2 separate regions of the Mus musculus genome follow, and region 1 is linked to region 2. A link is a loop called in an ENCODE intact Hi-C map of the cell type or tissue named here. Cell type or tissue: left cerebral cortex. All regions are shown on one strand. Each heading gives the region's core, and the rest is flanking DNA. Links, peaks and the distances in the headings are about the cores only. Region 1 overlaps Prkn (parkin RBR E3 ubiquitin protein ligase). Region 2 holds the start of Pacrg (PARK2 co-regulated).

The links. Hi-C counts contacts between places; a loop is a spot of excess contacts. Peaks named below come from ENCODE experiments on the same cell type or tissue, not always from the same donor. Only the 100,000 strongest peaks of a DNase experiment are listed, where the experiment ranks them.
Region 1: a loop joins it to region 2, with 3 times the contacts of the local background. A loop is called at or near these places in 2 of 42 quality-filtered maps.

Annotation. Positions count from the first base shown.
Region 1 is chr17:11,023,142-11,039,386 of GRCm38, forward strand. The region is part of intron 1 of Prkn (parkin RBR E3 ubiquitin protein ligase); the gene reads left to right. Among named protein-coding and RNA genes, the nearest start is that of Gm41526, 100 kb to the right of the region's middle. In left cerebral cortex, for the core only: a CTCF peak has its summit at 6,422 (motif pointing left); a DNase peak (open chromatin) is centred at 6,755.
Region 2 is chr17:10,831,387-10,847,631 of GRCm38, forward strand. Pacrg (PARK2 co-regulated) reads right to left here and starts at 8,805. Exons shown (of 5, transcript NM_027032.2): 1 at 8,375-8,805. The coding sequence starts at 8,482. It overlaps Prkn (parkin RBR E3 ubiquitin protein ligase), which reads left to right and starts at 8,973. Exons shown (of 12, transcript NM_016694.4): 1 at 8,973-9,103. The coding sequence starts at 9,097. In left cerebral cortex, for the core only: CTCF peaks have their summits at 8,898 and 9,687; DNase peaks (open chromatin) are centred at 8,434, 8,900 and 9,679; H3K4me3 peaks cover 2,104 bases; H3K27ac peaks cover 1,494 bases.

The DNA of each region.
Region 1 (16,245 bases), core at 3,155-11,154, 190 kb after region 2:
AAATCAATAAAGACTTCTTTGGAAGTAATATTAACATATCCAAAGAAGCCTAGTTTTGCCGTACTTTTAAGTTCAGTATTTTGATACATTGAAATTATTACACCGGTGGTATTTCAATTGCATATTGCTTTTAACTAAGAAAGAAACTGCTGGTAAATGTACCTTTTGTTTGCGTGTTTGGACATAACACCATTTTGAGAAAACAGACTCTTTACTAATTGAGTCTCGATGAATGAAATTACTAGAATTTCATATTAAATGAAAGGTCAGCCAGTCTTTGAGATCCCACATTGCTTCCATCATCTGGAACTATGAATGACCTATGACGTCAGCAGCACTTGAGAGTGAGACCTGCCTCATGGAGAACTGATTTTATACCCAGGGCGAAGGAGTGAGAGGCCAGGGCAATAATGGAAACCTGCCCAGTTCTGTAAATGCTAGACCAAGACCTACTGGCTGTGCTCCAGAATTGCCATAGCTAAGACCCAGCACAGGATAACATCTTCAACTAGAAAGCAAACCATTTTCTCCTTATTAATTCAGGTACTATTTGTAGATATATTGTCAAGGGAAAATTTTGGTAAGGATTTATTTTGATTAAAATCTTTTAGAAAAGATGATACATTCATACATTTTATCAGAGACCTGTCATCAGTAATCTAAATTAATATAGAGGATGTCTCCTGGAGCAAATGAATGATCTTTTAAGTTGCCAACAGTTCCCCTCAGCTAGAGACTCCTTGGAAGTTCATCACTTTCAGAAAGTGCCAGGTAGCCACAGGCTGCTGGGCATTCTGGACACCACCAATATTAATGTGGAAACAACTCAAAAACATCAGACGTTTTCATCCTTGACCTGAGCCTGGTTTGTCTTTGTTGTACGAATTGTCTTTTCTCTGTATTCTGGTTGTCCCAGACTCCATTCTTATTCTGAAATCAGTCTGCATGATTGCCAAGTCTGTAGTTGGCCAGGTATTCCCTCGGTTCAAGTCATGAATATAATATCATACTGCCATCACAGCTTAGTGCTAAGTGTGGAGATGACAGTGAGCACAGGACTGTCACTGTGGCACCCACAGGAGGAAGGGTGACTTTAGCATGTGACGGCGACTGCATGATAGGGAAGAGCAGGGACAGACCTGCCTCAGATAAGTATAAGAACATCTAGGAGGCAGGCAGGAGGGGAAAGCAAAGATGTTCTTTTCAGGGAAAGCAAACTCCACAGAAGTGTGAAGGACAATTAACGGTACGGCAGGAGTACCCAATGGAAGCAGGAGAGCAAGGCAGAACAGGGCTCAGAAAGAAGGAGCAGGCAGAGGAAGAAACTTACTCAGGAGACTTGGACTCAGTCCCAGCAGCAGTGGGGAGCTGCTGACATATTTTAAAGCTGGGTGTGTTCAAATTAATTCTTTCTTTGGCTGAGATACATATATGCTGTTGAAACAATTAAAACATTAATTTAACAAATGAATGAAGAACTGGATAAGCATCCTTGTTGTGAGTCATATGTATACAAGGTGGTGATAGTGCTCTGGGTCCTGAACAGGCAAGACAGGTAAAGGTGACCAATCGGACCAGCAGGCTGGCCTCTGCACACCTCATTGTCATTAGCAAAGTGGTATAACTTCTTGTCTTTCTTTCTTTCTTTCTTTCTTTCTTTCTTTCTTTCTTTCTTTCTTTCTTTCTTTCTTCCTTCCTTCCTTCCTTCCTTCCTTTCTTTCTTTCTTCCTTTCTTTTTGTTTTTTGTTTTCAAAAATAACTTATTTTCTATATTCATATCACCCACCATTCCCATCATGCTTTCATGCATTTATGAAAAGCTTCTTGACAATTATTTCAAGGATATTCTTTAAGAACAGTCATTTTCGTGAACTGAGCTGGAACAATTCTGGTGGAAGAAGTGGTCAGGCAAAGTCAACATCAACCTGCTATGCACTACATAGGAAGCACAAGCTAGAGTTCTCCCTCAAGGATCTGGGCATGAGGATAGTTAGCCAGAGCTGGGGAGACTGGGAACAAACGCTACTGTGGAGTCAGAGGAGGAAGTACATAGAACTGAAGGAGGGGCCTTATCCATGGAAACAATGTTACATGTTTGCTTTGCTTAAAAATGTAAGACTGTATGTATTGGAGGGTGTTTTTCTGCTTGTGGCATTTCTGTGGCTTGGAAGAAGTAGAGGCTTGCAACTCAGTTAAGTCAGAGAAGATCAAAGATTGCAGTGCTTAGCTGAGGGTGTAGCAGACAGACTACAGCATGCCTCAGCTTCAGAAAATGAGCCTCTCTAGAACATGGTCCTAAGTGCACCTCTGTATTAATGGAACTGCAAAGGACATTCTAGTGTGGCAGTGTGTAAAAACACAGTTCGTTTGTGAAAATCATATAGATAATTTATTAACACAAAGGCATGGGATTTATTTCTGGCCTCATACTTTGTCAATCAAAAGCTTGGGAGAATACATTTTTTGTTTGTTGGTTTGTTTTGTACATTTAAAGCCTAAAACTTTATGTAGTTTTAGTCCTTTAATTTTTTTTAAACTTAGTTATGTGAAATAACATTTTTCTTTTTGATATGGCCAAATTAAGACTCATTTTTTACAATGCACGGTAGTAACAGTATGTCACACGGGCACAGAGAGAGCATGGTCAATGGTCGCACCACACCAAGTGACTGAGATCTAGTTTGCAGAGGAGCAAAGGAAAGCGAGAATAATTTGGCACTTATCCAAATAGGTCATTACAACATCAATAAGCCATTCTAAAACTCTTCTGTTACATGGAAGCTAAGATACATACTTGTGTTTCCTATTGGATTCTGTCTAAAAGAGGATTGCAGAAGAAAGTGTCTGCTAAGCTGGAGGTGTAGCTCAGTGGCAGAGCATGGCCTTGAGGCTTTGAGTTTGACCCCAGCACCACAGAAATTATCAGCACCTTCAGCCTACAATGATTTTGTTTCCACCAAGAAAAGCCAGATAGGTTGGGCTTAGTTGACATGGAACTGCAGGTTTAGAGGAATGACAAGGGAAATAGGTTCATAGTCTCAGAGCGTGCACACACACATCGCTGTAATTTATCAATTGCATCTGATGTACTGCATGGTTTGCTAAAACTTATTTTTTAGGTAAATCAAATATCATCTTCCTGATCGTTATAAAAGATATGCATCACTAGTTTTATGTTTCAAAAGACCAAAGAATGGTTCAGACGAACAATGGCATGTCTAAAATTATCAGAGGAACAATGGCATATCTAAAATCATCAGACGGACAATGGCATGTCTAAAATCATGGAGTGGAGCCAGAATTTACAGCTCCGTACATTGGACTTTCTCTGGGGAGGGCATGGGAAAAGATGGAATTTGAGGCAATTATTTCATGTATTATCTGTTGAATACATTTCTTGAAAATAAATCTAAATCTTATATATTTTGGGTTTGGGATAAGAAGGACTTTTTTTTTTTAATTTCTGTGTAAGAATTAAATCAAATTTTATCTTAGCCCTGACAATGATAAAGAGTTAACTGTATAACCAACTGCTTGAGTGGGGCTATTATTGCCACAAAATACATGCTCCTATTATGTAAAATCCATTACAAGGAATGTAGAAGTTACTCATGCAAGAAAGTATAAATTTACATCTCCACCAGCAGAATTCCCTATAATTTATCATCTTAATCCATAATAGTTGAGACCTTGATTCTTTTTTCAAGAGCTCAAACCAAATAAGGATATATTTCTGAAAGTTTCTTAATTTGTATCTATTTCAATATTTTTGATTTATTTAACATTTTGAATTAAAGAAAGAAAATACACATAAATTCTGGCCTTGCTAAAGCCCAAAGTAACTAGGATGTATATTGTACTTTCTTTATCAGAAAAGATAAGTCAATAGTAGAGACTCCTTTTAATATGAAGTGTCCAGAATATGTCCGAATCTGGAAGGGAGTCGGAGGAAATGCAAATTGGGGGTCCTGGTTATTTCCCCCTTTCTATGGGGCCTAGTGTTGTTCTGTACTAAGAACAGCCTCCCTCTGCCCTCCATAGGCAGGAGGAAGAACTGGGCTAAGCATTTCTCATACATAATCTCACTTCACTGTAACCAGACATTTATGAAGTACTGCTTTCTCAACCCAGTTTGTCCTGTCAGTAAAATAAAGTTGAAAGAGGCCACGTGATTATTGCAATGTAGACAAAATTCAAACTCACATTTTCCTAAATTCCACTCAAACCTTTATGCTAAATTGCCACTGAGTAGGGTAGCCACCCAAATCCAATAGCTATATCAGATCCCCAGATTAATTTTTGGTTGAGATGTTTTGTTTTCATTACTTTAACAAGATTATGCCTGAACTCCTAGGCTAGACCAGACACTGGGTCAAGAGAATACATATACAAATTATTCTTAACTGGAAGACAAGTTTCTCCAAGTTCAAGAAACCCAAGGTCATACCTTTACCCTCCTAACTTATCAGTGAGACCTTGGGCCCCATACTAGATTTCACTTAAAACTGTGATATTGATTCCAGCACTCATGAAGAATGGGCATGGAAGCAGTGAGTCAAGAAGTTTGGATCAACCTGGATTTCTTAGGAAGAGACAGACAGAGACAGAAAGGTCAGAGACAGAAAGAGACAGAGAAAGGCACTAAGACATAGAGAGATACAAAGAGACAGAGACACACAGACAGAGGGACAGAAAGATACACAGAGAGAAACAGAGACAGAGACACACAGACAGAGAGACAGATACATAGAGAGACAGAGAGACAGAAAGACAGAGATATAGAGGCAGCGAGAAACAGAGACAGATACAGAGAGACAGACAGACATAGACAGAAAGACAGAGGCAGCTACAGGGAGATCCAGATATATCTATATCTATCTATATTTATATCCTACCAATGGGGAGTAGGAGAAGAAGAATCAGCCTTGGCTCTGGGATGCTGCGCTGTTGTCTCCCTTGGTTATTGCCTCTGTGGCAGTAGAGTAAAGGTCATGAGGTGCCTTGGATATAGGCACCCTCTTATTCCCCATCTCTGTCTGATGCTGGCCACCAAGAAAACATAGCCATCAAAGTATTCCTTTATTTTGTTTTTGAAATTCCTTAGTGCTGAAAAAATTGTTGTTTATACCCTGCACCAACCCAAATGGGTCCTCAGCAGGATCCTTTGTGACCTGCTCAGCAGGAGGGCAGCACTCAGGCCTGACTAGGGCTCTAAAAGCTTTTCCCATCCATTCTTCCATTTGTAGTTCCTGGTACAAGAGTGTTCTGAGAGGTAACTGCCCATTCACAAAACACAATTGTAACTGTGTCTTTGAAAAATAAACTCAGGTAAACTTCCTGTGGAGTGTCATCTATTAGTAGGAAATTAATAGAAATACCAAGTAATTCTCAAAATTATCCTTGTTTTAAAAAAAGAAGTCAGGTGTTTTTTAATATATAAATAGAAAAATCTAAACTAATATATGCTGAGTGTGGCAACGATGGTTACCACTTTAGTTAATATACTTGTTAGTAGATATCATTGATTGGTGGGAAGTCGTGACTATAGTCATGATCTGCAGCACATCAAACAAGTCTAAAGTTATAATACTTAGTCAAGTGCCCGAGTCTCCCGCGAAGCTAGCACGCGGCATAGAAGTAAACAATTGTCAAATACTTTACTAAATATAATATTCAGAAATGAAAGCAAAACTTCTTTTTTCTTTGTGGCTCCATTACTGAGGTAATACGCAGGCACAGAAGCCACCCCTAAGCTGTCTTATGCTTTATGAGAACCTTTCACGTTTCTCCAGGGTCAGAGTGAGGCTTTGACACTTTCTAGGAAGCCAAGAAAGACTATGTAATATGACAAAGCTAATCCTATTTTATTAATAGAGGAATAATATTAAATTAGTTCAGAGCCATAAACTATTTGCATCTCTTTTCATACCAGCATTTTATTGCTTTGAAAATGACAGTTTAAGATAGAAATGTAGTTCTTCATTGCTATAAGACTGGAACGGGTAGCAAGGCACGGCAAGCCTGGGGTGGAGAGCAAAGTGGCATTGTGGATAGAGAAGCAGAAGCAGCCAGAGTCTGTGTAATGGGCTCCTTGGTCAGGATCTGTGACGACTGAGAGATGTTGGAATCAGTTTCCTATGAATTGCTGGGTGGGGAAGGCAGAGGCAGGATGTCCCATTGGTGGCTTTGAAACTGGGATAGAAACTGTGAAAGGTAGACTTTTGCAAGTAAGTATGCAATGTCAGGCAAAAATATGGATTCACCTAAAATTCCAGACTCAAAGATCAATTTGAGGTTGGAGAAACTGCTGAACATTTTAGACCACACTGTTCTAAAAGTCCCTGGTTTGATTCTCAGCCACATGGTGGCTCACAAGCATCTGTAGCTCCAGTCCCCAGGGATCTGATGCCCTCTTCTGGCCTCTGCAGACACCGCACACATGTGGTGCAGAGTCGTGCTTGCAGGCACAATAACCATACGCATAAAATATTTTTTCTAATTCTTTAAGAAGAAAACAAAAACCAATTCATCAAATGTGGATTACAGATTGATGTGATCCAAACTCACCAATTTTTTGGAGGACGTATCTTTCTATCTTTCTTAATTAAAAAGTATCGAATTTTAATATTCCATACTGAATCGTTTCCTAATTTTTGCTTGATGCACTTTAGAATATTCTCCTGTGAGATGAACTAAATGTATGCTACCTCAGCTCTTCCTGCACTGCTTGGAGGTGAGCCAGCAGAAAAATCATAGGACGCAATGCTTTAAATGAAACCATTAATTGCTTCACAGAGATGAAATGGATCTGTGTGTTGGAGGGAGTTCATACTTTGTTTAAGGAAGGTACCTAAACATAGACTAGTATGCCTCTTTCCTATTACCTTATTTGGAATGGTTGGCATTTTAAAGTAGAGGGAGAAAAGAAGAGGAAGGAAGGAAGAGACAGGAAGGAAGGAAAGGTGAGTTCTCTGTCACTGAAATCCTCTCCGTTTCCTCCAGTGCTTCCTTGTTAGCCCTTCACAGCGCCCCAGTCTCTGGGCTTCCTTCTCAATGGCACCATGGATCTCACAGACTCCAGGGAGTCCAGCTGCACCTCTCCCTCCTCTCACCTCTCCTGCCCCCCAATCGCTTTTCAGAACTGCAGTGCAGTTCCATCTTATATAATATCTTACTCTTCCACTGGGATGTAAAGAGCAGGCAGCAGGGCCTCGCAATGCCCACTCAGGGGCTTCTTCATGCCTGGGAAACTGAAAGGGGAGAAGTGAGAGCTTCCTATGTCCCCACTTCTTTTCTGGCACCCTGTATGACTTTGCTCATTCAGTCATCTCAGTATTGGTGGTGTTAACAGTTTCGGAGAGCTAAGCGAAAAAGTCACATTTACACAGACCATTGGGCAGCACAGTCTGCGGTCTGTTGCCTACTAGATCAGGCTGCTTTTGAGTACATATTTGTAGCAGGGAGGAAAGGGGCCATGATGCTGAGTCTGAGCCCCGGGGCTTTTTCTGACCTGCAGCTCCAAGGCTTAGTGGGCAAGGGCAGCCCAGGAGTGAGACGGCTTTGCTTTACCAGTGTGCGTGTGCTGCTTTCCAGTGATTTCATTTTTAAGGGACAAATCTGGGTAGAAATAGAAATTCCACATAAGCTTGTGGGATATGGCTGTTTCCTGAATTTGATATAAAATATGCATGTCTAGAGAGCCTCATTGACTTAATAAGGCAAAGAAGGAAAAAACTGAGTGGAAATAGGTAAAAGTGCCTGAATTCTCTATACTCACAGAATTTTGATTGCTGAGATGGCTAAATTTTTGGAAGCCTGGGTATTGTTAGAACAAGTGAGCTCTGTAAACCAATAGTTTCTAAGTGTTTGTGAGATTCTTAAACACTTGGCTGAAACTGAGGGGACTTAAGGGGTATATACAGCATCTGCGTTATGTCACGGAACACTGACTGGTAAAATCAGGTTTTGGGAACTCCAAGCCAGCCATTCCTTTATTAAATAGTTTTTTCCATGTGGTTTGGCTGTGTGGGGTAGAGTGTCCCTAGGGACAGAACACAGGACCTTGCTATGTTAGGAGGTGATTTTTAAAAATTGTTTTCATTAGAATAAATGATTACTGAGTCCATGTTCAATCGTTCACTACCCTTCTAATTTCCCTGTGCATGAAATTCACACGTAGAAACCACTGATTCTAAGAATTCAAGCTCATTAGGTTGGAATTTTTCCCCAGAAATTCTTGGGTAGCTTTTAATGTATTGTTGTTTCCCCATTTGTAATACAGTTGTTTTCCTAACAGTGAAAATAATTAGTGTAAAAAAGAATCTTGAAAGCAGTGGTGGAGAATCTAAAAAGGCCACTGTTCCAGGACTGGTCTCTACTTCAGGTGAGGGGACATGCTGGGGCACAGAGGGAGCACAGCTGGTCATGTGCAGCTTTGGGAAGAAAGCTGTGTTGTTGCTGGCCTGCACAGTGTAAAGGCGGGGCGTGCTTTGCTCTGCTGTCAGTGTAAGCAGATCCGTTTCTCTTGGCACCACCTCTGAAGAATACAATATTTCATCGATTTATGTAGCATTTTATGTGGTATTGTGCATTATGAGTAATGTAGAAATGACTTATAGTATATGGGAGGATTGCATAGTCTATATGCAATACTACTTTTTATTTAAGGATTTTTTAAACTATCAATACAGCTTGATATTCACAAAGATTCTAGAAACGGTGCACCACAGACAGGAAGGGGTAACTCTGCTGCTTCAAGAAAGCACCTACCAGGTCTTTGCCCTCAAGGATCAAGGTATGAATTGGTAATTAATAAATAATAGCAATAAAAGAATAGTTAAACTTTCTAGGAGAACAGTTTAAATCACTGCTTTCCGCTCCTGCCCTCCTCTTCCTCTTCTCCTTTATATCATGGACTATCTTGTCAGCCCGCATGAAGCAATGGAAATGTATACAAACCCTGTTTGAACAACTATTCCATTACCCTTCTCCATCTAACTCATGGAATACACCATTATCGGCTGGAGATTTAAAAAAAAAAATAGACGTCATGTATTGTTGGGTTTTGAAAACCTGAATTGTTGCCTCGCTGAAGGACTGAGTAGTAGTGTCACCGTTTAATACATTCATTGGTTTAGAGCTCACCCCCTATCCATTACATGAAATCACATTTTATAGTACTTTCTTTATTACATTATTAACATGTAACTAGGTTCTTAAAATACTATTTCTTGTTTGTATGAACATATAGCATAAACATTTGGATACTAAGTAATCCATTTTGATAATACATAACAAAAATTCAGAGACTGAAGTGTGGCTCAGTGGCAGAATGTTTGCCTAGCATGCCTGAGGTCCTGGACCCAACCCTTAGCACACACAATAAATCAATGGCTATATTTACCAACCCTGAAAGTATGTGAAGGTGCCAAAGAAGTAGGGGATACGGTGGCTGGTGAGGTGTCTGAGTGGATTAAAGCACCGCCAGGAAAGCCTGCATGTTTCATGTAGCCTTGGGCCAGCCACATGAAACAACAAGGGACACTGCCTCAAAAGGGTGGAAGGAAGTAACCAACCCCCTAAAGCTGTCATCAGAGATGCTCAAATATGCTGTGGTTCACAAGTGCACCCGCATGCACCCCAACACACAAACAGTGCGAAGTAATGAGGTGGAATTATAGGTCCTTTGTTGGAAAGAATGCTGTAGTGTATTGAGTACAACATCAACATAGAGCTTTTTGTATGATACAATTTTTTCTTGAAAAGAAATATATATATATATATATATATATATATATATCATATGTATGTGTGTATGTGTGTTAAAAATAATGCAGTGTTAGAATAGTATGGAAAGACGAACACCAAGGTGTTTCTAGTGCTTACTTTTTGTGATGGTTTATTTCAATTTTCAACTTGAGATCCAGAATCACCTAGGAGTGGGTCTTGGGCAGACATGATAAAGAATTATTTCAATTAAGTTTACTGAGGTAAGAAGACCCCCAGGCAGTGGCACTGTTTTCTAGGATGGACCTTGCACTGGACAAAAAGGTGACTGTGGGAAGCATTCATCATTGTCTGCTTCTCTTCTGGAATAGAATATAGCTGGTTACAATGTAATCAGCCGTCTCTGTGACTTTGCTACAATGATGGACTGCAACATCCAACTGTGAGCTAAAATAAGACTGATGTTCCTTAGTTTGCTTTTGTTGATTATTTATTGCAGCAGTAGGTAATCAAGACATCCCTGGAGAGGAGTCAGGGAGGTATTGGGCATGAGGAGGAAGGAGGTACTCCAATTTTTTAAAAAAATGTATCCACCCCCAGAAAACATCCATAGAATAATTTAAGAAAAATAAAAGACTGAACCAAACTTCTCTTTTATAACATTAGATGTTACTATGTCAGAGACCTCCATGAATTCCATTTAATAGCCTCTAAAATGCATTCAAATCAAAGCATGCTTTCCATGTGTGATTATGCAAAGATTATGGTTCCACAGGGTTTTCTAGCAAGCCTGAAGCTCTCTGTATGGTTCTTAAGCCAGACTGCAGACACAGTGGGGAGGATTCTATCTGTGTCAGTTGGTGAATGTGGTTCTTAACCCTCACAGATCCATCACTCCTGGTTGCTCACACCCCACATGGACTGACCAAGAAGTGGCTGGGGTTGAACAGGTGGCTTCAACGGGTAGTCAGCTCAAATTAATGAACAGTTGTGGCTCTTAAGACAAAGGGACAATAGCTTGGTACAAAGTAGCTCAATCCTTGCTGCATGAAGCCCTAGGTGGTATCCTAGTGCCTGCTGTTGCATCAGATTGAGTTAGTGGTTCCGGAGAGGAAGATAAAATACCAGTGTGCAGGTGGGAGCCAAGTGTTAATGTACTATTTTGAGAAAAGCAGATCACATTTATTTTGGTTTTCTGCTCTAACATTGAAGTCTACTTCTGACCTCAAAGGAAATAATTAGCTATTTTATAAGTCATTAGTTATGCTGAGCAGCAGTTAAAATCCAGCAATATCTCATGTATTACTTTAGTGCTTTTCAAAAATAATTGAAAGGAAGACAGTGTGCTAACCTGTTTTAAAAATACATTCTAAAATCAACAATTATACCTCGCTGAGATTTAATGCTCTAAATAAAAACACTGCCTGCTGTCGCCCTAAGAAATACTTGGAATGTGATATTTGAATTTGAGACTCTCTCCATTTCCAGCTTTTCCTACAAACTGGAGCAATACTGCAGTTTGAATGGACAGAGTGACAGATCCTGGACACTCCCTGGTGTTTGCAAACATCTTGAAATCACAAAAATCCTTTTGGTGGAAGAATTTACAGTATAATGGCAGTGTAATCTGTCTCTAAGTAAGAGTTATAGCTGCATAGAGAGTATATTCCTTCTTTTATATATATTTTTAAACTAAAATAAGGCTTTAGAGAAACCATGGAGATGATGGAGTTAAATTGCATGACCTTTTGATCCTAAGCTGGTTCTCACCAGAACAGTTACCACAGTGATTCCACCACCCGAGGGAGGGAAGTGAGTTACCCGGAGTGCTGAGTGTTGCCCCGGTTTTGTACCTTTCAGATGAAATGTGTTCATAACGGAAGCCCCAAGGAAGAAACCGGAAAAGAAGGTAGAAGGAAGCCATGAGGCTCCACAGCCGAGGCCTACTTCTCCCTGAGCTGTGCTGTTCTCAGCCAGGTGCAAACATTGTCTCAGTCCTCTCTGACCAAGGTCAGAAACCCAAAGGCTCCGAGGAATAACGACACCGCATTCTGTCAGATATGCTGTGATAGTGTGTCAGATATGCTGTGATAGTGTGTAATTCTCAGTTTTTTGCTTTATAAGATATTCTTCTGCTATTGCCTTATCATGATCTCATTAAAAAAAAACCAGTTCAGTCAGTGGTTTGAGGTAAATGGTCTAGGAAGTAAAGTGTTGCTAGGGCTGCTGTGTCTATTCTTTGAAAAATGCTGCTAGCTCTAATGGTGCACAGTAGTGAGGGATGTTCCCTTTGCATCCAGGGAGGTGCCAAGTTCAGGGATCGAGGATGTTAATGAGAAACACACACTGTAAGGAGAGAGCATCTATTACCTAAAGTCTGAGACACCTGAGAAGACTTACAGGTCAAAAGCAAAGCAACAAAAAAATCCTCTTTTTAAAAAAAGAAATCAATGATAAAGTCTAGGAGGTGAACTAATATTAGCAGAAATTTTCAAATATATCAGAAACCCATGTCATAACCAATAGATAATATGTGTGTGTATAAAGGGACTTACGGCTAGCTCTCTTTAGGCATTAGGATTTTATAGCCAATAGTTTGTGGTCTATTATACTTTGGTACCCCAGTCATTATGTAAATCTGAAACTGGGTAGATCAATAAGGGATTGATTGTTTTCAAAAGCTTCCCTTCGCCTTGTAGCTACCTGCCTAATCCTTTAAGTCAGAACTTTCATTTTTAATTCTGGTGGAATGAAATCATTTTAAATGGATTGTATCCCTCCATGCCACCTCGCTCAGAGTGTAATGGATGCAGCGTGATCCTTTCTTAGCGCCTAGTGGGATCATTTATCTTCTGATTCTTCTGATGCGCTGGAGGCAGGGAAGCTTATCCAGAGAGGGGTGCTGGTCCCCAGGTGCTCAGGAGCAGCATCTGCTGTGAGGTGGGCTTTCTGCAGTAGCTCTGTCTTCCCCGGGTCATTATTGGGCGTCTGATCCTTGGTTTTATTAATCTATGGCGCACAGAGGTATCCTGTGAACATGTACTGTTTACTCTTTAATAAGCAGACTCCACTCGCTCGTGAATCAGTTTTACCTTACTGCAACTCATTTCATGGGGGTGTTATATTCCTCTTCTCTGTCTCAGCTTTCCAGGGATTACTGAAGTCTCTAATGTTCAAGCACCTCTCTTCCATCTCTATGCGTTGCCAGGCTCATTCCAAAGTCTTTAATGTGTTTTTATTTTTTATTTTTTCTAGTTTCCTTCTCTTGTTTCTCCATGACCCAAAGCAACGTATAGAATGAAAGGGTTTATTTGGCCTAGGATTCTAGGTCAAAATCCATCAATGAGGGAATTCAGGGCAGGAAACCAAGGTAGGAACAGGAAGACAGGAACCATAGAAAGACATTATTTGCAGGCTCACTCTCTGATTCATTTCCTCCAGGCCTCACGATTAGTTGGTTTTGTTAATACAGGCCAGGACCATCTGACTAGGGATGGAGCTTCACACAATGTGCTGGTCCCTCCTCCTTTATTATTTAATAATAAAGATAGTCCTCTACAGACACGTGTGTAGGCCTATCTGATCGAGGTGGTTACTCATTCGAGGCATCCCCCTCAGTTGACCCTAGGATGTGTCAGATTGGTATAGCTAACTAGGATGCTAACACATATATAGGTTCTGTGTGCTTAATATTCTCCTTGGCATCTACCTTTAAGCAGAATGTCATACTCTAGCAACATTGGAAATCTCATCTTTGACCTTTATATTGCAATCACTTTCATCATCAATAATTCTTACTCTTCCAAAACAGGCAATATTCAGGGCAGAGGGCCAATGCTCAGTTAGGGGTCAGGGTTCCCTCTCTAGGAAAATCACTGCAGTTTTCCATAAGATTGAAGCAGTATGTGTTATGGCTCTCATGGGGAGATGGTGGTGGGTAGTAGGGGTAGAATTGCTAACAGCTTAAAAACAACAAGCTCAACCCCCTAGGATTCTGCACTGCAATGACCAGAGCCCTTAGCAGCAGCCGATGGAAGTATGATGTGGGGCCTTTGTATGGCCAGGTAACTCTGAGGGACATAGGAGGACTTACAAAAGGGGACAATGTAGAAAGAGCTTCCACAACTCAGCATCTTTGTAGGGAGTGAGAAGGGGGTGGGATTACTCCTCTAGAGAAGGTACAGCTTAAAATAATCATTATGATGAGAGTATAACCATGGTCTGGAAGCTGCAAGCTCACTTTGGGTGGCGTCTGGGGGCAAGACAAGGCCACAGCTAAGGTATGAAAGAGGAGAAAATTGTGGTCTATAGTGAGAAATGGTGATGATAGAGACTCCAATGGGTGCTGGGGTCTCCACATTTTATCCTCTGTTACAAGGACAGGTGAAATGAGATCTGCAAGGCAGTTGCCCAACTTGCCTTCTCCAGGAAGCAGATGGTGACGCTGAACACCCACGCAAGCTCTCACGCTCCTGAATATGTTGTGCAGTTTTATTTTGTGACTGCCCACCATGTCCCTATTAGCAAGGACAATTAATACATATCTGCTTCTGTTGGTGCCAGAGACTCACTATGATATACTGATGCCTACTAACACAGAAAAGAGCAGGTCTTGCTGAGTCACCTTAGGGCAACATTGCAAACACCCCAAGGAGGTAGACTGTCTCTTAAAGGAGACCTGGGAAAGCTGAAACTGAGTTTTCGTCCAGTGTCTATTCTAGATTTATTGTGTTAACACTCCCAGTATAGCAAATGTATCTGCATGACAATGGCCTCTTCACTGACTTTTGAACACCGGCTGCCAGCACTACCTCAGAGCCTTCCCATCTTAGGGTTCAGAGGTAGCCTTGCAACTAGATGTATTTGGAGTTAATCCTGAGATTCTTCAATTGTCCCTGTGTGATGACCTAATTAAAGGTTCCATGACTTTCTTATGTACAGATATGTGCACACCCAACATATGTGGGCGTGAGTTACCCAACAGCACGCAACATGGCCGTTCATCTGACAGGGCTGTCACCACTATTGTTATCCCTAGAGTCCCCCTATGCCCTTCACCTTAGGCTTATATGTGCCATCCTTCTGTCTCAGTTTCCCACATAAGTGCTGTGATTACAGGTCTGTCCACTACCCAATTAAGCAATCATCATTTATAAGGAAACTAGAGGGGAAAGGGTCGACCTATTGATTACAGGAGCCTAATAGAACAGGTCAAAAGCCAAAGTGAGGTAGATAAGAATTTCTGTATAAAAGTCCAGTCTAGTCATTCCAGACAAGCTAGGAGGAGAAAAGGAACAGAAGAGAGAGACCAAGATGGAAGAGGCATGGATCAGCAGCAGACATGCTGTCAGTGAAGAGGAGAGACTGTGGTAAGGGGCATGTTCCTGTCCATGGGGACACCTACAGCATGCCACAGAAAGTATAAGCTTCCTTTCTTGTCTCAGAATAAGGTTTATACTAGAATTGTATACAATTTGTATCCTTAAGACTTCTCTAAAGAGGTACACAGTCACTTTCAGGCTTGTGTGCTCTGTAAGTATTTACCAATGTTCAGTAATTCTTGCTAAGTACTGTGTAGCTAGGCTGCCTTCTTCAGCCAAGCCAGTGAGCCAAAGTCAACATTGCATTTGCTCATTGCTGAAGAGAGACTGGGCAGTGCAGAGCATGGAAAGGCCAGATAGCTCATGACAAGTCAGAGGTGCTTGCTGCTTGGGAGGACTGACTTCTTAAACTCTTCATAAAGCAGACCATTCCCCAAAGAAGGGAGGATTAGCCGATGTGATGTTCCACCATGAGCTCCCATGAGTGGTGCACATAGTTAAACCCTATCTAAGAAGAAAGAAAATCCTCTTTTAAGAGAGCAGTCATTGGATCCTGGGAGTGCATGCCTTTAATCCCAGCACTCGGGAGGCAGAGGCAGGCGGATTTCTGAGTTCCAGGCCAGCCTGGTCTACAAAGTAAGTTCCAGGACAGCCAGAGCTATAGAGAGAAACCCTGTTTAGAAAAAAACCAAAGAAAGAAAGAAAGAAAGAAAGAAGAAAAAGAAAGAAAGAAAGAGAAAGAAAGAGAAGAAAAGAAAGAAAGGGGAAAAGGAAATGAATTATTCTCGGATCAAATTGTATAGTATAAAAGTTCAATTTTAAAAACCTTTAAACAAACAAACGATGAAAACCTCAGTATGTTTCCGCCTCTTCACCCTAAATCTGTAACACCAGATGTATGGTATCACGTGTGTGAGCATCCCACAGCTCAGTTCCACTGCACTGTGTGTCCTGTGTCCAGCATCTTTTCCCTTACTTGGTTCCTGGGTACTTGCTCTTTAGTCTCAACATCTGCCCACCAGGACATCTCCAACCAGAGCCTGTCAGCGTCCTTCCTGTTGTCAGCATCCTTCCTGTCTGCTCTTTGCTAAGTGGGGATGTGAGAGGATTATGGTCCTTCCTACCTTATGTGGTCTCTGTATTTCCCTCTGAAAATCCTCTTTTAAGAGAGCAGTCATCGGAGCCTCCACCGTAAAGT
Region 2 (16,245 bases), core at 5,558-13,557:
GCAAGAATGTTGAAATGAAACAATCCAAATATAACCGTATTAGAAAACTTTAATAATGGAAACAACGGAAATCAAACGAGAAGAAATTATACTTAAAGACAGTAAATGCATGACTTCTTAGAATGTTTGTCTTCGTATATAAGGCTGGGCTTAATCCCTAGAGCCCGCTCCCTCCACCACCAGAATTAACCTGTTATCCAAAGAAGAAGAATTTTAGGATCAGTTTAAGAGAGAACGTTTTATTTTGCTTTTGTGTGGATGTTTCTTGGATGTGTGTGTGTGTGTGTGTGTGTGTTAAATTATAGTTTGTTTTGCCTTTTGTTTGCCTGTTTATTATTTAAAGAGGGTGAGGTGAGAAGACAAGGGAGAGGGAGGGAGAGGGAGGGAGAGGGAGGGAGAGGGAGGGAGAGGGAGCGAGAAAGGGAGTGGAGTGGATGGGTGAATAGGTAGGAAGGATCTGGGAAGTGTTGGGGGAGGGTATGCCATAATCAGAATATAGCAAAAACAAAAATTTCAATACAAAACTGTAACTATTTTCTCAAAGGCTATGATCACTTAATCAAATCAAACCAGTGTGGCAACTTTAGTGTACTTTAGTTAAAAAAAAAAAAGGAATGTATATGAAGCCTTCATTTTTCAGTAAAAATGTATTGTATAATTAGAGATTTATGCCTCAATTTAGCTGTATAGCAGTTGGATATGGTAAATAAGGCTTGAAAGTGCAAAAAAGAAGAAGTCCTAAAAAAAATCTATGCAATTTTGTAGTTAGAGAACTTATAGTAAGTGTAAGAAAATAAACTAAAATAGCTCAAATATTAAATTCCCGACCTTTAGAATTGGAGTTCTGGGGAAAGCACAGTGTTGTACCTTTAACATGAAGGATGGGCTCATGGAATGAGGTGCAATGACGCTCGCCTCTTAGGTGCTCCCCAGAGTGAGTGAAGCCAGGATATCTCTATAGGAACTAGGTACCTCTTCTGTCACTGCCCTTCACGCTGTTTCATTATAGTACAGGTGGGTTAGCATTCTTTTCATTCAGTTGTGCTATTCTATGGTAGAAAATATGGATAAATGGGGGAAATTTTCATACGGATACCTCTTTATTATATCCTATTGATTTCCCTTTTATGATAGGGCATGGTCCACGAAGCATCACAGAAATATGTGCTTTAAACAAAACACGCAGGAGCCGGAGAGATGGCTCAGAGGCTAAGAGCACCAGCTGTGTTTGCAAAAGGCCTAGGTCTGATTCCTAGCAACCACATAGTAGCCCAAAACTATCTGAAGCTCCAGTTACAGGGGATCTGATCTCCTCTTCTAGACTCTGAGGGTACCAGACATGTACACATTGCATAGGCGTAAGTAGATACAAAACAACCATACACATAAAAAATAGAAACATTAAAAACAAAACAAAGACTTCAGGTGACAACACAAGCTAAAGAATGATTGCTAAATTTCAATTATCTACCTATCCATCCATTTATCTGTCATCTATCTATCTATCTATCTATCTATCTATCTATCTATCTATCTATCTATCTATCTATATTTTATCAATCATCAAACTACCCAGCTCATGAGTTCATGATTATGCATATATATTCCTTATACACACTTGAGAATATATATAAAATTTAGGCTCCAAGCTATGGTAATAGACAGAGAAGATATAAAATGAAGCCATGTCTCTGTTAGTAAGGAAGATCTTATTTGCTTTTATTTAGTGTTTATAAAGTACTAGGTATAGTGGTACATGCCTTTAACACAAGTGCTTGGAAGGCAGAGAAAGATAGATCTCTGCGTTTGAGGCCAGCCTGGACTATATAACAGGTTTTAGGCCAGCCAAAGCTACATACAGAGTGAGACTATGTCTCAAATGAGGAAATGATAAAGATGTTTATATTTTAGATACAGAAGCCATATACATCTCCATTCCACTATTTTGTATATGTGTACTTCTACAGCTAAATGTATAAGAGTATGGTTAAAATATAATGTATGAAAATCAATGGAAGTATTTGACCTAAAAGAAGTAACTTGTTGAACATAAATGTAAGAATATTTGTTAGGAAAATGTCTTCTTACAACAGGAAAACCACAGCCTCAGCTGTTTCTAACTTTTTCCAAGTATGTATGATGAATAACTTTGAGAAGTGCTGAGATTTTTAACTGCCAACACAAAGAAGACAAGGAGTGGAGCCTCACAGAGAAGAAAAAAAAAAAAAAGATTAAAATTTCCTCAGAGTGCTACATGCGACAATCTTAAATCGGAAGTCACAAATACTCAGATAGAAGGAAGTGGTTAAATAAACTGTACTACATTCATACACAAACCTGCTATCCAGGAATAAACATGGAGCTGTGTGTGAGCTTCGTTTCCGTTGCCAGGCTAAGATGCCTTGACCAGAAGGGGGTGTTTATTTTAGATCGCAATTCCAGGTGACAGTCCACCATTTTCAGGACACCGAGCCGCTTGTCATCACACCCACAGACAGCAGCAGCAGCAGAGACTGACCAGCCCTTTGTGGCTTGCCACCTGTGTAAAAGCTAGCTTACTTCACTTTGCTGTTCAAGGCCTGGCCTAGGAAATGGCGTCCCCTTAATGGCTTCTCATTAAGGCTTTATTCGGGTGACTCCAGGTTATGTCAAACTAACATTTATTAAAGTTAATCAGCACAATTAATTTACAACTATAATTGTATGCAACATTGGAGCTGAATCTCAGAAACACAATTTTGATGGAAGTAGCAGATACAAAACAATTACATAGTATATGCAAGTATAAAACCAGGTATGAAAACAGCAGCAAACAGGGAGAGTGTGTCTGAGGGGTGACTAGAAAGGAACAGATAAGGATTTTGCAATGTTGGTACTTATTTTTTTAATATAATGTTTTTGTTCATTCTTTGGGAATTTCAGACATGCAGACAATGTATTTCAATCATATTTACACACACACACACACATCTCACTAAATCTTCTTGTCTCCACTACCAACCTGCAAACTTCCTTCCAACTTCATGTTCGCTAAAATTTTAACATGTATTTTTAAAATGTCATAGCCCACAGAGTCCAGTTTGTGCTTCCCCTGCTGATCCTGCTGATCTGAGAGCTGGGTGCCCAGTGTGATGGCTTAATGGTCACCAGTGAGTCACTTAGAGCACCTATATTATCTATACATGTGGGACAGTTGATACCTGAAAAAAAATTCCCAGGAGCAGAACAAAAAAAGATAATATAGAAATTTGCATTCTTTTTTGTCATTTAATAAATATAAAATAATCAGAGATTCATATTTCTTTGGGAATAAATTATCTGTCCTAATTTTTTTTAAAATATAGGATTGGCTAGAAAAGCCAATGGATGTAAAATGACTTAGAGTATAGTAAAGCCTTCATATGTGATAACAAGTGATTAGGCACATGCCAGAGTTAAACTCACAGTCCTGATACATCATTTACAGTATATGCGAATCCCAAATTCAATAAGCCCACATTTGTAGATAACATGAAGTTTATCAAGGATAAAGTACAACTCTGGTCATTTAGGAAACCAACACAGAATTTCCACCTTATTTTCTAAACCAAATGATTTAAGATTAAAAAACAAAACAAAACCAAAAACAATAACAAACTATTTTGAACACTAAAATTACAGGAAGTATAGGGACTAAAATCTTTTTCATAATCTTAAGAGAAAGCTTTTCTAAATCAAACCATGTTCATATTTTATAGTGTACATATACAACTTTTACCATAAGCCAATAAAATATTCATAGGGCACATATATATATACATATATATTCATTTGTGGTCTTAATACCTATGCAATGTTGTAATTTTCTTGAAAATTCTAGCTTAAAGATGATTAATAAATTATAAAATGAAATAGTCATTATGTCATTTGGCTAAAGATAATGAATAAAGAAGAAGAAAAAGAAAAGAAAAGAAAAGAAAAGAAAAGAAGAAAGGAAAGGAAAGGAAAGGAAAGGAAAGGAAAGGAAAGGAAAGGAAAGGAAAGGAAAGGAAAGGAAGGAAACACAGCCCACGCTATGGGGCAGGGATTTTTCCTCAGGTGAAGAAGGAGCAACGTGTGAAACAATAACATTCCTAGGCCTCCAGAGGCTGAGTCTGTAATTGGGGAAGCACAGCTTTAAGCACAGTTATTACCTCAGAGAGCACGAGTGGGTGGGCCTGCAAGGGTTAGGGAACAGGGTCGGATGGAATGATTGTGTAGTTAAGATTTTTAGTCAGAAAATAGCTTACTACAAAGTCAACTTTTTAACAAAAAGTGGAGACATCTTGAGAAGGTGGTTTGTATGTTGTACACGAAGGAACCGGAAGGAAACAGTCACCAAGGCAGACATGCCACCAGTGTATCAGAACCAGCAAGAGAGCTATAATGGTGGCACTTGGGCAAGTAAGTGGGGAAGTGCAGATGGTGATAGGATCCATAGAATTAAATGTGCACGTATGTGAACACAGATGTGAAAAGCAGCAGGAGCCACCTCTTAGAGGGCCTCACAGGAGGCTACAACTTGAGCTTTTTTTCAGTGCAGTGAGTTTCTGAGCACTGAAGGTATGGACCAACATGGCTGGACTTGTGTTTTAAAGCAATTTGGGGGGCTCCTAATTGTTCAAATGTTAAAAAAAAATTCTAGAGACAAAATCCATTTTAATGACAAGGTGAAGAAAACAAAGTTGCTTTTCTTCATTAGTTATCAAATACATTACTTGCCTGTGGTAAAATTTGAAGGTGAGTTAATAGATTCTGTTTTCCCACAGAACTTATACAAGGGTTTAAAATACAAGCAGAAATAAGTGTAATGTAAATAATTAAACGGTGAACGAGGCATAACTTAGGATGGGGGAGGAGCGGGTCTAAGGAAGGTCCTTAAAACAGCAGTTGTTATGCTAACCATAAATGTGTGAGTTGCTTCACAGCCTGTCTGCTTTTACTGACTGTTCTGTCCCTGGCCCTTAAAGGAGTACTGGGACTGTGCATACCCACTGATCAGTGGATGTTTGTTATCTGGTGACAGTGTGATGCTGTAGATGGAGGTTATGTAAAAGGATGGGCAGTCAGTAAAGGAACAGCATCAGCCAAAACTCTAAAGAACCACTCCATCTCTTGGGTTTCAGTTAGCTAAAGTACCTAAGAGCGGGGGTTGTTTATGAATTTAAAAAGTATCAAATAGGATTAGATTATAGAAGCTTGCTGGTCTAGGCCATGAAGAGAACAACAATTAGTGTTGAAAATGGAACATTGACACCCAGCCTCACACCAGGCTCCCGCCAGAGCTCAGGGGACACTGAGTAAAGGGATCAGAAAGAATGTATGAGCCGGAGGACGTAGAGGCATGCTGTCCTCTGGACGTGATATGGCCATTGCACTTATGAATGCCTGGGGCATGCCTAATCAAGATCAAGGCAGTTAATGTGCCAATGTGGATGAGAAAGGGGCTCATAAGGCTTCACCCCTAGCTGAAGAGCCATGGAGAACTGATGGCAGCAGGAAGCTGGGAGGAGTCCATTTTCTTTCTGGTATGTGGCACCTGACAAGTCACCATGCTCAGGTGGATGACAGGGACACATGCAGGCAGCACTAATAAACTCAGTGGGTTATGAAAAACAAAACAGGAGGACATGAAGGTAGGAGGGGCAGGATTTAGGGAGAGAGGGAGGCAGGATTTGGGTTGAATATGATCAAGATATGTTGTATAAATGCATGAAATTATCTAAGAATTGTGGCTGGCTCTGTGGAATGTGGTTTTTTGTTTTGTTTTCATAGCTCCCAAATATTCACATTGTGTAAACAGAGAAACTTTGTCCTGGAAAGTTTGGTCTAGCTGTACTGATGATTGACAGGTAGAGAACAGCTTGGGAGACCTTACATTCCTGAGGTGTGGGGGTGATGAGGGCCCCCATCCAAATCCACCATCTTCACTACTTGCACCGCACTGAAGGAGTGTTTGCCGTCCTAGCCACCGATGCTTAACCATTTGCATCCTGAATCTTTTACTTGTCTTTATGCTTTTCTTCACCATAATGCACCAGCTTCAGCTCAGGACCTCTAATGATCCCCATTGTCCCATCACCCTGCTATCACAGTAATAAAAGATTGCAAGTTTGAGCTAGTCACAGAGCTATCAGTTACAGCCCATCTCAGCCTCTCTTTCAACTAATTATGCCTTCAAACCTAAGCTTAGACATGGACTAAAGCAGCAGCGTGAGAGGAGTTTCTGGGGCTCAGCGAAGTAAGCAACGTCCTCATCACTGTGCCGTTTTGGCAGGTAATGTCTATCTTGGAGATTGTGTCTTTTTGAAACTCTACAGCTTTCTTAGCCTGTTTTCTGAAGGGCCTGGAATCAGGGCCTACAAGTGAGATCTCCACAGCCTTGGATCCATATTCTAACTTGCTGTGTGTGTGTGTGTGTGTGTGTGTGTGTGTGTGTGTGTGTGTGTGTGTGTCTGTGTGTGTGTCTGTGTGTGTGTGTCTGTGTGTGTGTCTGTGTGTGTGTGTCTTTGAGTCAGGGCCTTCATATGGAGGGTAGTTTCCTTTGTTCTTGTGTAGCCCAGGATATCTTCAAGGAGGCTCTACCTTCTGAGCATGAAGTTGTGGCATGCTTCACAATGCCTGACCTATCTTGCTTTTTGATGAGGTTTGTATAAGCCATAAAGGTTTTTTGCTGACAGAGGGAATGAATACTCATTAACTGGTTTTTGGTCATGGACTTTTTCATCATACTCTAAGAAGGTAAACAATCTGCAAATCTCAAATTATACAACTCCTTTCAACTTTTAATGGAAAACACTGTATCAATATGAGTTTAAATATTCTCTGATTGACGACTTTTGTGGTTGCTCACTTTTACTGAGACCAAACCAAAAGTTCATGCTGATGTAACAACCACTCATTGCTTAGGACTACTTGTCCCTGGATTTTTAAGAAATTAGTTCACAAATAATAAATGTTTACATTTATCATCATTTCATAAACAATTTCCATACTTCCTAGGATAGATTCCATGTGTTTTTCTTGGAAGGACATTGAAAAGACATTGCCCACTGAAATGGAGTCTTACAGAGGGAAGGGAAGGTGGCTGAAACTCCTGAGAAGTAGTTTGGAGTTGGCTTTTGGGACACTTGGTTGCAATTTAAAAGATGAATGTTGGTATATACGCTCTGAAGAGAAGTAGACTTTCAGAGGGAGAGAGATACTTTATAATGTGACAAAAAGTACATCCGAGAACTCACAGGTGGTGAACTGTTAAGGACTGAATAGAGATGCACCTTTTCTGTTTCCTGTAACTCTGCAGTTTGCTTTTACACTCTATAACTACTATAGATCAACCAATATACAATAGCAACATAGGAATCCAAGCTGGAAGTCTACAGGTAATCTACTTCATTTGTGTCCTCTAAGTGGTATGTATAAGATTTGCAATATATAAGTAGAAATATAGTGGGACAACGAAGAACACTATTAAGCTAATATATTGAATTGCTGTATAATAAGATCCTCTCAGGGTGTAAATTGTACAAAATTGAAAACTACATTTAGTATTAAATCTCTCACACTCCTAAACAGGTGCCCACTCAGTAGACAAACATGGTTTAGCATACCAAATCATATGGTATTTAATAAACAAGAAGATTGAAAAGCAGTATTAGGCATATAGCTAAACCGTTTGTGTGCCTTTGAATATTTTCCCCTATTCGTGTTAAGAATATTTTATTTGTATTATCACAACTCATAAAAATGAAATAGGGCTTGTATTATTAGAGACACTTGAAATAGAGCTTATATTGTTTAAAATGTATTTAAAAGGCCTATCAGGAACCAGTCTTCACATAAGTAATTTTTGAATACTTTAACAGGTTAATACCTTTTTTTTTGTCAGAATGTTGCTGAGTAAATGCTAAGGCATTCTAAAATGTCCCAGATGAGATAAATTAGTATATATTACTGATGAGTTTATGTGTCTCATACTGGTTCGTGTTAAATTTTGAAAGCCTATGACTTCTAAGAGCATTCACTCCAGAAGGTCTTGTACTGAGTGGACTAAGTTTACAATAAAGATAAGGATTTTTTTCCCCCTTACCAGTGAAACAGCTTAAGTGTAATTTGGGGTAGTGGAGAAAGCACACTTGCTCAAGAAGGTGCTTATACGCTAACTCAGTACATCGCCTGCCCCAAAGGTTCTTTAACCACCTAGCCTACATCTCTGCACACTGTCGGGCAGAGTCTGCTACTGACCGAGTCATTGCCAGTTCTGGTAAACAGTACCAGGACCCAGGGCTTGTCATCCTCTACAACCACATGTCCCCTGATTCGGAGCAAGTGCGTTCAATCGAGGAAGATCACTTACGACTGAGTTTTTCATCATGGCTTTGACTGTGAAGCCCTCAGAAACCAGGGAACGAGGCTGGTGCACCTGGAACGTCTGTTGTGGCAGCAGTTTAGTCCTCTTCGGCATCTTGTCTGGGCATTTGTTTAAGGTCAGGGTCTCTTTTTCTACCACATTCTTCCTAGAAAACGTCTTGTTCTTATCAGAGGTGTGGAAGAAAAACCAGTGGCTTTTACAGAAGTGAGCAGGGGGTCGGGAAAACACTCTAAAAGGCTCTAGTGGTAGAAATTCAACCCCTCGTGCTGCCCAGGGAGATCCAGATGTTTGGCAGCACCAAGGTGGAGGGAGTTTAGGGGAGGAGAGGGGCGGGAAGAGGGCTGGGATCCGAGGCTAGAGTCTCTAAGAGCTTCCAAAGGTGTAAGCCTCCCGGTTGCTAAGCGATTAGTCAACATTAGGAGACGCTAGTCCCGCCCCTCCGTGACGAGCGTTTCCGGAAAAGGTTACCAGCGAAGACAGTTGCAGCTGCCGGAGGCGAATCTTACGGGTTAAAACTACGCCTCCCAGCAGGCTTCGCGCTAGGGGCGGGTGGTTGCGCGTGCGCACTGCGCCCGCCTGGCTCGCGAGGGGAAGGGGGAGGAGGCCTGGATGACTAAACCTGACAGAAACGCTGGTGGGAGGCTCGGGCGGGCGCCAGTGCCCGCGTAGGTCCTTCTCGACCCGCAGCCACCACCCGCCCGGTGACCATGATAGGTACGTGGGTGCCTGCCAGGTACAATCTCTCCGCGCCGCCCCGCGTCCGTGTGTGGCACCACGTCACACCCCACGGGTCCGAGTGGGATCCTCGGGGGCCGACCCGAGCCACCTGTCAGTGTCACGGCGGAGGCGTGCGTGCCGCGCTCCGTCCGCTCTGTGGGCTTCCTCGGCCCGCCCCCCCCCCCCCCCCCGCCCATAGCCTGGTCCGGTGTGTGCTAGAGCATTAGGTATGAGTTTCCAACCTGCCTTAGCCAAGGTTAGCTCGCTGAAGACTGTATCCCCACGGACACCCGCGTGCTCCACTGCGACCCCCGACGGCGGGGCTCGCCCTGCCGCTCCACGGGGTGACCAGCCCAGGTCTGTTTCGGTCAAGCTGTCCTTCACTTCAGGGCGAGTTCACACACCCTAGGACTTAAAGAAAATCTCAGGAAAGCATCTGCCTCGTGGAGATCGCACCTCAGTTCTGTCTTTTTAAATGTGTCCTCGGAGATCTGAGACGAAAGACTAGCCGAGTAGATAACTGCAAAGATGGCTTTTTCCCCCACTACAGTTTGTGACTGGGTGCAGTTTGACCAGTGCAGCTTTGGAAGTGGCCACTAGGGTTGTTCTAAGCAGTGTGAAGTAGGCAGATTGGAAAGGACCTCCCTGACAGAGATGTTATATGTGAAGCCACGTTTTGGGTTCTCCTCCGGGATAAGTAGAAATAAATGCATAATTTAGCGCACATTCCCGTTTGGAGGTTTCGTTACTGTAGACTCGCCGCCCCCATCCAAGTGATGTTCTGAAGATGTAGTGAACTTGTTTGTGATATATGCCTGACAGGTATCGCACTAAGCACATCTGAAGTCGGTCTATTTGAGATGTGTCTAGAAGATGGATGAGAGGTGCATTTATGAAGTAAATGCGTTACACGGTGAAAGTAGCCGAGTCTGTTTTAACTCATAAAAGTAATGTTACAAGTGTGCAGCCCTCCTCTCTTCCTCTTGAGAGTCATGCTAGGCAGCTAAGATGCTCCTGGAAGCAGAGGTGCACGCTCATGGTGTCTAGCTGCTTCTTCCCTCCATAGGGCAGTGTGTATTTTGGATGAATGAATTGGAAACTTGTTAAATTAAGAAAAAAAGTATACATTTTTATGAATGGCACTAAGCTTTTAAGTGACATTTACTTAAGAGTCGTTTGTAAACCCAAATCTGAACTGATTAGTGCGAACCAAGTGGGACAGATTAGGAAAAAAAATACAGATTTTACAAGAGAGAAATACCTCATATTTTGAAAACAATTACACACGTTTAGTTTCTTTCAACTTAAACTAGTTCATGGATGATTTTGATAAGCAAATGTCCCCTAAGGCTATATAAATATAGGAAATTAAGACCTAAAACTTAAAACTATTTTTAAAGTCTCATAAATTATTATATTAATAACTTTAGGATGGAACACAATTTAGCCAGCTTTATTTAGATTTACCTGGAGCCCTCTTAATAAGAACTGTGCCATTTGAATGTTACAATTAAATTAATTAGTAATAAAAACCAGGGAAATAGAAGACAGATTTAAAACTCTTCTTTCTTTGGCTACTCTTTTTACAGGGTGAATAAGTGTGCGTTTTAACACAAATGATTGTATCCTTGTCCCCTGCCCCATGAAAAGGAACTTCCATTCAAAAACAAAAACCCTACACAAACAATGTTACATTGTTTTGTTTAACTAGTTGTATTGCCTAATATTATTGGTGGCCGCATTTTCATGAAGTTCTGAATTGCCAGGTTGGAGGCTTGGGTGTGGTGACAGCACCTAAAGCAGGTGAGAGGGAACCCAATCCGGAGGAAGCTTTGGGAGGAATAGTTCTGCATTTTTATGACTAATCCTTGAACAGGAAACAAGGGCCGACAGGAACTGCACAGAGATCTGCTACAGAGCAAAGGACACACAAATAGCTCCAGGGACTGAGCAGTGTCTTCCTCTGCATAGCACTACTGAGAGCTGAGGCCTTCTGTACTTGAGCTCTCTCCCCCTGCAGTACTCTCCTAGTGAAGGAAATACTGCACTCTGTCAGTGAAGTCCTTGCTCTGAGAAGAATCCTCTGGATTGGCTTCCTGGCCAAATAAGAGGAAAGGAGACTAATACTTTATTGCCCATAAAATAATTTTCCTTTTGTTGTTTCAAAGTAGAGGGTTTCCTTCTTGTCATGGAGATGGCTTCAAAAGTACTTACATCTCCCATTTGGATTATGATTGACATGCTAAATGCCTTGACCTAGAGAGAGTTAAACCATAATTTTATTGAAGTTAATGAAAAGTCTGCCTTTGTGAGGCATGGAGAAGGGATTCATAATAAGAAAATTTAACTGAGAAAAACATAATTTTGAGCACCTATTTTAAAACTTTTTTTAAATTTAAAAAAAATGAGCACTTCTTTGTGTTTAAAATTGATTTTTAGTAGTGACAATTGAGAATTGTTCTAAATGTACTATACATTTAGGCATTTGATAATATCAGCTATTAAAGCACACGAGTACCCATACAATTGAAAAAGAAAGTTCTTAAATTAAAACCCCATGTTACAGAAGATATTTAAAATAGAACTGTAGCTCAGTGAAGTATTCTAAGGTGCAGAAGACCTTGGGCTCCATTCAAAAGTATTGTTTTTTTTTAATTGATTAAAATATTATTTCCTATATCTTGTTTAAAATCACTTCGAGAATTTAACTGTTTGCATATTTAAAAAATCACATTAATTCCTGCCTATTCTTCAATTTTATCAGATTTATTGGTTAGGAAAGTACCCTGCCTTTTAAATACATTTTCAGTAGTCATAGCATAGGCGTGCTGGTGACTTGGAGTCCTGGCCTCTCTCTCAGTGTTAGCATACATTTATTATCACTTGCCAGAAAGTGTCTTCTTTCTAAATTGTCTTCTCTATTGATAAAGGGTAGAGTATTTTAATTTGAAAGGAGTTTTAGGATGAGTCATTCATTTTATACTGATTGAGTTTTACAAAAGCAAATCCCAGGGCTGAGCATACATTATGTGTCTGGTGCTATCAAGAGGTGCCAAGGATACAAGGATGGAATAAGCAGAAAAAAATGCTTGGTCATTGTAACTATTTCATCAATACTGACTCTTGGCCCAAAGTCGAGCTTTGTTTTAAACTGGTGTGCAGGGAATTTTAAGTCTTGGACTGTGTAGGTGTAGTTGAATGTACTCTGTACTGCTACTTGTGCTTCAATGACTTTAGGTGAAAGCAACTCTACGTCTTGATACTGTCTGCTCTGAGGTGCCCTTGTGTCACAAAATGGGTTCTCCAAAACATTTGTATAGAAGAATTTATATAATTTTATTCAGGTCTCTTTTGGGTCCAAAGCCTCTGAAAAAACTTTATGCCTTTACAAATGTTAGTCCTATTTCTAAAGGTTTTTCTGAAGTCTGCATTTTTTAAAATCCAAAGCTCCATGGCTTGAAAATGATACATTGAAAGTACTTGGTAAGATATGCAAATCCATCCCTACCTCTAAACCTTCTTTGAACCCTCCCCTCTCGAGGAAGGAAGGAAGGAAGGAAGGAAGGAAGGAAGGAAGGAAGGAAGGAAGGAAGAAAGAAAGAAAGAAAGAAAGAAAGAAAGAAAAAGAGAAAGAGAAAGAGAAAGAGAAAGAGAAAGAGAAAGAGAAAGAGAAAGAGAAAGAGAAAGAGAAAGAGAAAGAGAAAGAGAAAGAGAAAGGAAGGAAGGAAGGAAGGAAGGAAAAGTTCTCTTTATTTCAAGATGTTTAATATTCATGAACCAGGTTCAATGCAAAATACTTTATTCTGTTAGCTTTCAGTTCTTTGATCAATGAAAATTGTTTCTTACCTGCTGTTTCTTCAGCCTTTAATTGTAGCCCAGTGCTTATTCAATGTTTCTGTTTTAATTTACATTTAATGAGCTCATTTAAAATTTTTCTTTGTAGTAGTCCGAGTGGTTTCCTTCCCAACATTTATTATATTAAAGACTGAGATATCTGACAGCTAGCTGATTTATATTTCAGCCTCCCCACCCACAGCCCCTGGCTTATTTACTTCGTCTTCTAAAGGAGAATTTTGGTTAGAAGGAATGCAGTTAGCAATGCTGTTTCCCATAGTACTGCTTTTCCTGGTCATCTAGGATTCTACACGGCTAATCCAATCTCTTCATCTCCCCACACTCAATGGCATCTTTCTTTCTTGAATGGATGTTTTAGTTAACAGTGATCATTTCAATATCAGTTCTTATAAGGTAGCATGTTAGGCTGGACAGGAATGCTCTCTCTCTCTCTCTCTCTCTCTCCCTCTCCCTCTCCCTCTCCCTCTCCCTCCCTCCCTCCCTCCCTGTGTGTGTGTGTGTATTATTCTGTAGGACACAGAAATAGGAGACCGTTTATCCCCATGAGTTGTGATTTCCTTGTGCTGATAAGATGTGTTTGTGGTACAGAGTTTACCCTCTCCCTTAGAGAAGCAGCATGTAGTCTTTATGTATTCATCCTATCACATATGAATGGTGTTCTGCATTGTACTTAGTTTACATTTAATCTTTATATATGCTACAGAGAGAATGAAGGTCTAATGTCATCCAGTGCCCACTCGTGTTCATTTATAAATTGATAAATGGCCTGATATGTAGGCAAAGGGATTTCTTCTTTTATTGAGATATCTTCTTTCTTGTCAAACTTTCTTCATTTGTCTTTTTTTTTTTTTTTTTTGGATGTATTGTAGAAGGTATCTGTCATATCTTACACCATTGAAGACTTTCTGTCAGACATTTTTTTCCCCATCATCTTGAATTCAGAGAACCACCAAACAAACTGATTGTCAGTTGTGGGCTACTGGAGTTTGACAACAGGTAAATATGGTTGTCTTTATATGCCTATATATATATATATACATACATATATGTATATAGGCATATATATATGGTTTATGGGCATTGTCTTAGGGTTAATATTGCTGCCATAAAATACCATGACCAAAGCAACTTGGGAGGAAAAGGTTTATTTGGCTTACACTTCCACAGCAGTGTTCATAATTGAATGAAATTAGGATAGGAACCTGGAGGTAGGAGCTGATGCAGAGGCTGTGGAGGGTGTTGTTCATTGGTCTGCTCCCCATGGCTTGCTCGACCTGCTTTCTTATGGAACCCAGGAGCACACCAGCTCAGAGATGGCATCCACAATCAGCTGGGCCCTCCATCAATCACTAATTAAGGAAATGCTCTACCAGCATCCCAATTTTTTTTAGGGTCCTCAAAGACAATGCCCCAAAGTCATCAGGAAATAGTCTGAAGACCTCACTCCTGCCCCACCATCACCCCTTCCTAGTTCCTCATTTTTAATTAAAACAAGAAGGGTGAAATGTTAGCTTATAGGCAATTCTGCTAGGTTCTTCCCAGAGACCTAGCAATGGCTTACTACATCATGTGCTGCCATTACCTACCTCTGCTCAGCACCTCAGTTCCTGCTCTTTTCCTCTCTCTGTTCACAAGTGCTACCTACCAGCCAGCTTCTCTTTATCCCTCCTTCTATTCTTTTTGTTCGCTGTCCCATCTCCCTCCCCTCATGATTCTGCTCTCATCTGTCTGCCTCTACTCCTTCTCCAGGTCCTCACTCATTCCCCTCCCTTCCCAAATAAGCATCCTTTATACAAAGAGAGAGAGAGAGAGAGAGAGAGAGAGAGAGAGAGAGAGAGAGAGAGAGAGAGGAAGAAAAGCAAAAGCAAAAGCAACCTAATCTTAACGGGGACTTTTTTTTTTAATTGAAGTTCCATCCTCTCAGATAACTTTAGCTTATAGAACTTTAGTTGATAGAAACTGTGCAGCACAGGCATCATGCCATGAGCTTTATTTTGTTTAGATGTGGGGGAACAGTTTCCTGAAGTCTAACTTTCAGGAACCTTTTCTGTTGGGTCAACTCATTGTCATACTTATTTGCATAATCGTTTATTAGGAATATTTCTAGCTTCTCTGTCAGTTTAAGCATTTTATAACTGACTGAGTTGAAAGTATGCAAGTTAGATTGATCAGAGAAGGGATAGTGGTGCCTTTTAATATTAGGTTTTGGAGGAGGTAATGATTTTTTTGTCTTTAAGAAATGATAGGATGATAAATATTAGTGATTCAGGATTGATAACTGTGTGTGAATTCTTAATCATTTAAAAGATTTATTTAAAAGGTTTTAGCATAAGCGTGTTGCAGGAAATATTAAAAAAGAACTGCCAAGTTCCCACACTCCATTCAGCTACCCTCTGCCCACCAACTCTCCAGGGGGGCCTGAGCTCCCAAGTTCCCTTCATGGATCACTGCCACACCAGCACCACACAATGATCAGCCGCCATAACACCCAACAACCCAGTAGATATAAGACTCTAGAAGCTTATAATTAACTAGTCAGATTTATGTATCAATAAATTCTCAGTTCACAAGATGCCCACACAATAATTTCAGAGCCAATTGATAATGATATAAGCTGCCCACCTAGATCAGACAATTATCCCAATTATTTTATCCCTATATGAATTCATAATTACCTATCTGTCCACCTCCATCTTGGCTTCTCTCCTCCTCTGAGTTGCTCTCTGTCCCTGCAACTCTTTGTTCCACCTCCCTTTCTCTGTCCAATATCAGGCCTCCGGCTGCACTAATATTTTAATGTAATTGGACAGGGAAAATCCTGCCACATAAGAGCTTAGTTGCTATAACTGAAAAATACATAGTAATATTTCATTTCTATGTAAGAAGTATCAGGAAGTATATTCCCAAATTATTATTTTGGAGCTGTAAGAATTTTTAGACTTTTATTTTTCATCATATAAAATTTAGAATCACCAAATAGCAACATTATGAAAGACCATTAAGAATAAGAGGCTTGGTGAGGTGTCCCAGCAGCTGTGAGTACTTGCTGTGCATACTCACTGTCTGAGTTCAGATCCTAGCTTCCATGTAAAAATTCAGGCAGGGCCCAATGTGTGCGATCACATTAGTATGTGGTTGCCATGTGTTGAAGGGAAGAGGATCATTGGTACATGCTGGTTGTTAGTTTAGTCCAAGGTTCAATGAGAACCCAATTTCAAGGAGATAAGACAGAGCAAATCCAGCAGTACAGTTGGTGATGTTCTCCATGCAGCTGTACATACACT